Regions from separate parts of the Homo sapiens genome. Here region 2 is linked to region 1. Evidence: chromatin contacts called from ENCODE Hi-C or POLR2A ChIA-PET data. All regions are on one chromosome and are shown on one strand. Each heading gives the region's core, a stretch centred on a gene start or an enhancer-like site at or near the end of the contact. The rest is flanking DNA. Distances are from core to core; before and after follow the strand shown. Region 1 overlaps PTCHD1-AS (PTCHD1 and PHEX antisense RNA). Region 2 overlaps PTCHD1-AS (PTCHD1 and PHEX antisense RNA).

What was found. A loop is a pair of places that touch in the nucleus more often than their neighbours do. ChIA-PET counts read pairs that join two places held with the same protein, here RNA polymerase II (POLR2A).
Region 2: a map with no recorded cell type shows a loop between it and region 1 (9-fold over the local background). The contact joins two enhancer-like sites. A Hi-C loop is called at or near these places in 1 of 37 single-sample maps with no recorded cell type. POLR2A ChIA-PET finds 5 or more read pairs at or near these places in 1 of 52 experiments (WTC11).

Annotation. Positions count from the first base shown.
Region 1 is chrX:22,650,720-22,654,026 of GRCh38, reverse strand. All of the region lies in intron 4 of PTCHD1-AS (PTCHD1 and PHEX antisense RNA), which reads left to right. Among named protein-coding and RNA genes, the nearest start is that of DDX53, 350 kb to the left of the region's middle. Within about 2 kb of position 1,255, at least 3 of the 41 ENCODE cell types and tissues checked have a DNase peak (open chromatin) inside an H3K27ac peak, as active enhancers do.
Region 2 is chrX:22,698,292-22,701,382 of GRCh38, reverse strand. The region is part of intron 4 of PTCHD1-AS (PTCHD1 and PHEX antisense RNA); the gene reads left to right. Among named protein-coding and RNA genes, the nearest start is that of DDX53, 300 kb to the left of the region's middle. Within about 2 kb of position 1,387, at least 2 of the 41 ENCODE cell types and tissues checked have a DNase peak (open chromatin) inside an H3K27ac peak, as active enhancers do.

The DNA.
Region 1 (3,307 bases), core at 6-2,505:
AAAGCCTTAAGTATTTACTACCTAGCCTTTCATAGAAAAGGTTTGCTTTTCCCAGCCCTAGGTGAGCCACAAGATCTGTGTGATTTTAGATTCCTGATCTGCTCGTGCTGATAATGGGGATGGGTACAAATGCCCCCTTGGAGCTAAGAGAAGGTGACAATCCTAGAGCTTCCTTGGCGTCCAGATAGCAGACACTTAGAGTCTCTTGATGCCAAGAAATCTCAGGAAGACGCTTGGAGGGGCCCTGTGCAGATGAACATCTCCAGATTAGGAGTCTTACATTGGGAGGAACAAGCTGTTTTATCTCCTAGTGACAGGTCTGGTTATTATGGTGATGGGAGAGGGCTAAATTGGGAGACATTGAGAAATACTATAATGGAAGGCATTTTTCCTGTAAGTTATGAATGTGATCTGGACAGAGATGCCTTCGAATCGGACAAGTTCACGATTAGGTAGGCTGCATGACGTCAGTAAAATTTTCTAGGATTCTGTGAACCAAGCCTGTCTTTGAATTTTTTACATTAACCCTAGAGCAACAATATGTATGGCTGCTGATAAAGGAGCTCTAGATCAAGAAATAGGTAAAAGGAAAATTCTGGAAGGATTTAAATTCTGCAGTAAGAGGTCTTTTTATTATGTGACCAGGAAAAATGCAGATGGTTTAGGGTTGGACAAAGTCCATTTCAGAGTCTCTCTCACTCATACACACACACACACTGAGTGAGAGAGGACACAAGCAGACAAGAACACTGGAGTTCAGCTCAGACCCACAGATGCTAGGATGGTGGCTAAGATACCAGTGTTATATACAAAACTGTTACCTCATTCAACCCAGGCCATAGAGTAGATGGGGGCTCTGTAGTCTGTAATGGAGTGAGCAGAAAAACCTCTCTTGACAGGCACAGTGAGTCTCAGCTTTAAATTTTGTGGCATAGCTGTGAACTCCCCAGAGAAAAAGGCAGCCAATGAAACTGCCCCGCAAAGAGCAATTAGGATTTCTGAGACAGAACTCAGAGCTTCCTCTGAGGCAAAGAGACCTAAGCACAAACAGCACCAAATACCATAAGCTGTCTGCACAGAAGCAAAGCAAAGGTATTCTTTTCATGTGTCAGGGTGGGGCTCTCAGGCCTGTATTGGCCTTTCACCATCGTGATCAGAAACACGAGTTGCTGATGTAAAGGTCAGCAGCGTGCATTGCTTGTTTCTACCCTGGTGAGGAGAGTTTTCCCCGACCGAAGAATCTAATTGGTTGCTGATGACTCACAGATGCTGAAGTCCACAGGCAGAAGCACTTGATTGGCTGTCACTCTGTTTCAGCATTCCCGGCCTTGCAGGTCTGTAATGAATGGTACAGAGGGAGCAAAAGCTATCATTTGGGTCAATTAATATGATGAGAAGGGGTAGAGGGAGCTATCTTCTCCCACACACCTAACCTAATAGCTATTTCTGCTGCTTCGTTTAGTCATTGCTGCGTTAGAGGATGCCTTTAAGAAAAGTAGTTCAGTAGATAGGAAACTTTTGAATGCTACGTAAATGTCAACTGTTTTTATTGTTGTTTTTCCTCTGCTTACATCAGTGAGGTGAGGGTTACAAGCAGCGGGACAAATACAGAAACAGTCGTGACGAAAAGCTCAAGGATGACTCTGGCGGACAGAAAGGCTGGGGGATACGAAATAGAGCCTCTGGGACCCAGTTCTAATCTTAGCCTGGTTTTGACGCTTGTCTCAGAAACCTGCAAGAGACATCTACAAGATAGATTTTCTTTCTTTTTCTCTCTAATCTCAGTGCTGTTAATTTCCACAGGACTTTGAAGCTGGGGCTCTCAGATCACACAATGGAATCTTTCATACATACACTGCGTTTCAAATGCTTAATTGCTAGATCATAAGAAAATTTGTGTGTAGGGCTCAACATGCAATATTTTGTATTCATGGCAACATGCAAGTAAATGCTATTATCCATATATGATGAAGAGACTGAAAATCAGAATGGCTAGGAAAGTTGCACAAAGTTTTTGGGAAGGTGGGAAAACCCATGGGGACCCCAGCACCTGCCTACTGATAGTGGAAAAACAAGAAAGCGATAATTCCGCATGGTCAGAGAGCCTAGCACTCAGGGTTCTGATTTATGGACCCTTGAATCTGGACTTCTTTACTAAACACTTATGGAGCCTTCTGTGTGTCACATCTTGTATGTGCTGGAGTATAAAAATAATCGAGAAGTGGATTTTAGTTTCAATTTGCTCACAGTCCAGTGAGGGAAGGGACTCATATGTTAGGGCAAAGAGACGGCTTTTCCCAGGGTGACATGAGAGCATAGAGGAAGAGCAGCTTACCAGCTGTGGAGGTTAAAATGTTCAAACCTCTTAATCGTTGTGGATCCCAACTTTACGATCTTGATTTAACTTTGGCCTAGGCAGAGATCGTTGACATGGTGTCCATGGATAGTTATCAGGAATTCTTTGAAGCTCCTGAAAATGTCTATACATTTTGATCCATATGTGCATTTTAGATAAGAAAAGGACCATGTTCATACTGATGAAGACTCTAAGAGTTCTTCCACTTCTGACAACCTAGATATTTGTCTAAGTATCAAGCCAGGAGAGATAGAAATGAAATAATACTGTATTAATAACTCTGCCTAGAAAATATACAAAAGTGGTATATAGTTGAAATGACAATTTTTAACCAACTAGATATCCTTTTAGAAGACTTCAAATCAAAAGTCTCACTGTTACTGAGAGATCATTAAAACCAGAGTTTCTACAGAGAGGTTATGCCATTGAGAAGTTTTGCTGTAGAACTTCCAAAAAACAAAACAAACAACAAAAAAACTGAAGGGCATACCTGGGACTTCAGAATCACTTTATTTTCTGCAAAAGATATTAAAGGCTTTTATTTACTTTGGAGAGAGAGTTAACCCTATGGAACTATTAGGGGCCAATAAGCCATTGAATCCAGATGAATTACCTCTGTAAAAGTTAAAGAAGGTACTGAGGGAGGTTAAAGAGCATCTGGCTGAGAATCCTTTTATAACTCATAATCCCAGCCAGTCCAATTCTCGTTCCGGCAGTCTTCCAGGTCTCACAGCTGGAGCCTCCTAACCATGACCTACAGGCTCAGCCAAGCCTGGGCACTTGGAGGCTGGAAACAAAATGTTCTTAAGTTGGGAACAAATTAAGGTTCCTGGATCATGAGTTTGGGAGCTCCATGTTTTTTCAACTTTGTGTCCCGCTCTGACCTTGGACCAAAGTTCTGCAGTTGTAGCTTCGGGTTGCTCTTTAGTGATTTTAGGTTTTGCCATTTGA
Region 2 (3,091 bases), core at 138-2,637, 47 kb before region 1:
TTGAAGACTCTAATGTGAAATGCAAAACGTTAAACATTTTCGAAAATATAGGATAACCTTTATGACCTTCGTGCAGGGACAGTTTTTTAAGACAGAAAAAAGATCTGAGTATAAGATCTTGGACTGCTCTGTAGTTAAGTATCGCTATTCATCAAAAAACAAACTAGAAAAAGAGGGAAAATGAAGCCACTAACTGGGAGAAGCTATTTGTAAAGCAAATAACAAAGGATTAGTGACCAGAACAAGTCAGAAATATAACTGAATAAGATAAACATGAACAACCCAATAGGAAAGTGGGGTAAATACATAAAACAGGCACTTCACAGACAATGAAATATCTATAGGCGATAAACAATGAAAAGATTCACAAATCTTTTACTAATGCAAATACAAAATAAGAATAAAATAATATAGCACCACGCACCCACCAGAATGGCAACAAATTAAGAAGGTAGACAGAGGAAGTGTATCAACGGGAGCGTAAATTAGAACCGGGGAAAAGAAATTGTCATTGTCTCTCAAAGCAGAGCATTCACATACTCTATGACCAAACAGTGTCAGAGAAATTCTTGTATGTTTTTATCAGAAGATCTAAATAGTAATTTTCATAGGCCATTTGTATGTTTCATAGGCTATTTGTAACAGTCTCAAACTAGTAACAATCCAATCCAAATGTTTAGCTATTGGAGAACAGAGAAATATATATAACATATATATATATGTGTATATGTTTATATATGTATGTTTATATATGTTTATATATATGTTTATATATATATATAAAACATAACATACCTCTATCTTCAAATGTATATATTTTTCACATAATGGAATATTATCTAGTAGTGAAAAAGAAGTGAGCATAACTACACACAGAAACATGGATTAATCTTAGAAACATAATGTTGGGTAAACAAAAATACCAAGTCTCCACAGACATATATGGTATGATAGAAAACAACTTTTAAAAAAGAAAAACTGAGAAATGTGTTGTTTAGACTTATATAAATGTGTGATAAAACTATTTCAAAAAAACAAGGGAATGATAAAATTCAGGATAGTAGTTTTAGGGAGGTGGGTTTGTGGAAAAACACATAGGTAGAAGCAAGGTATGGGCAACGACCTATTATTTGGATGTTAACTATATTGTTATGCTTTATGATTTGCATATATGTTGCATTTCATATATCATTTTATATTAACATTACCAAGAGAAAATGAAAAAGCACAATTCCAAGAAACAGTGGCAGAAAACAAAGCAAGAGGAAACCGAAGAGTTGCAATATCAAATAGAGCCAGGGATGAGATTAGAATCTCAAATTACAGGAAGTCCTATAAGTTGCTAGGAGAAGAACACAAATTTGGACATAAGCTTCTTAGCAACTGAGGAAACGAGAATAATTGATTACATGGGTCATGAGATTCATAAAACCAAATTTTAAAAGAGAAACAACTATTCCTGCTACAGCACATCTATTGTTGACTTTGGAACTAAAGAGCTACTTCAATCCAAAAACTAAACTATATAAAGCTATAAAAATAAACATATCCCTAAGATCCCAACTCCTAGCACATATTTCTCTAATTTCTCTGACTAGTCACGCAGTCAGTCTTTAGGCAGCTCCAGGCTGCAGAGCCTCAGAAGGAAGAATGTGGTGGGGCTTTGGAGAAAACAGATCCTGCCTTTCCTGGCTGCACTCTCAAGTCCCTCCTCTCCTCTCAGTTAATATTCCGGAAATCTCGTGCGCCTGTGAAATGGCTTAGCCAAGTCCATGGTAATAGAATTGGTATGCAACTCCCCTGGATTTGTCGACTGTCCCAGATAGCAGGAAGAAGACATGGAGATGTGAGGGTGGTGATTGCTTTTGTTTTATCTGTCTGTTTTCAGAAAGTGTCACCAAAGGCAAAATGTGACTTGGTATAATAAGAATTCTTTTTCATGCAGTTGGTCGTTGAAACAATTATTTCTAGAGGAACTCTTTATGGATAGTTTGAATATCACTTCATAGTATATAATATATAATGTGCATGTATTTAATGCTAATCAGTTGCTATTTAGTGCTGGCCTTTACTTTTGTGAGAAATATAGAAGTATGAGATTTGGGAAAAATTACAGGCCAACCCGCTTCACACACACAAACATACGGACACACAAAACTATATATTGTGTAAAGTGAAAATCCCCTTGCATAGTATCCATAACCCTTTACACCCTAGTCCCAACCCATTTCTCTAACATCTCATGCCATCCTCTTGAGTGTTTTCTAAGCTTTCCCATACCTGAATTTTTACTCTCCCAGTAAAATTTCACTCCTTTCTTGCTGGGGCAGCCTCTCCACTTCTGACCTGATATTGCCCTATTACCCCCATCTGGCACATTCCTGTCTCCTTCAAAACTCAGTTCCAATTTTGGCTTCCCCATTCTCTCCAGACCAAGGCCAATGTTATTTTTTTTCTATTATGGTCCCAATAGCTTCTTACATACTTCTATTTCTTTTCTGTCTCTCTTCCTATGTCTGAAGTTGGTTCTTCACTTCAGTCTTAGACTCAATGAGATGATGGGCAGACATTTGTGTGGCTACATGAATCATCTCTAACAATGGATTGTTATTTATTAATACTGATCACTATATCTGTTTATTGCTTTACATTTTTTTCAAAGTGTTTTGATTTCCATTAGCCATTTTAGTGTCACACTATTTCTGGGAGGAGATATTATTACTGCAGTTTTGCAAATGAATCAGGTATGTATATATGAGTTGTCTGAGAATGAAAATAGTAATTTGACAATATCTAGCAAAAATAAATATGCACTTACCCTTTGACCAGCAACCTCACTTCTAGAAATCAGTCTCAAGGCAGGCATCACAAAAATAAGAAATGATCCAAGTAAACAGCTATTAATTACAATAGCTTAATTAAAAAGACACTAGAAATAATGTAACTGTTTATCAAGAGGGAACTGGCTGAGTAAACTATAGGACATCCACCCATAGGAGTGTTATGCAGCTGTAAAAAGCAAACAGGAAGATCTATATCCTGTGGAGTGGTAGCTCCAGGACATACTGTCAAATGCAGGATGCAGAACAAT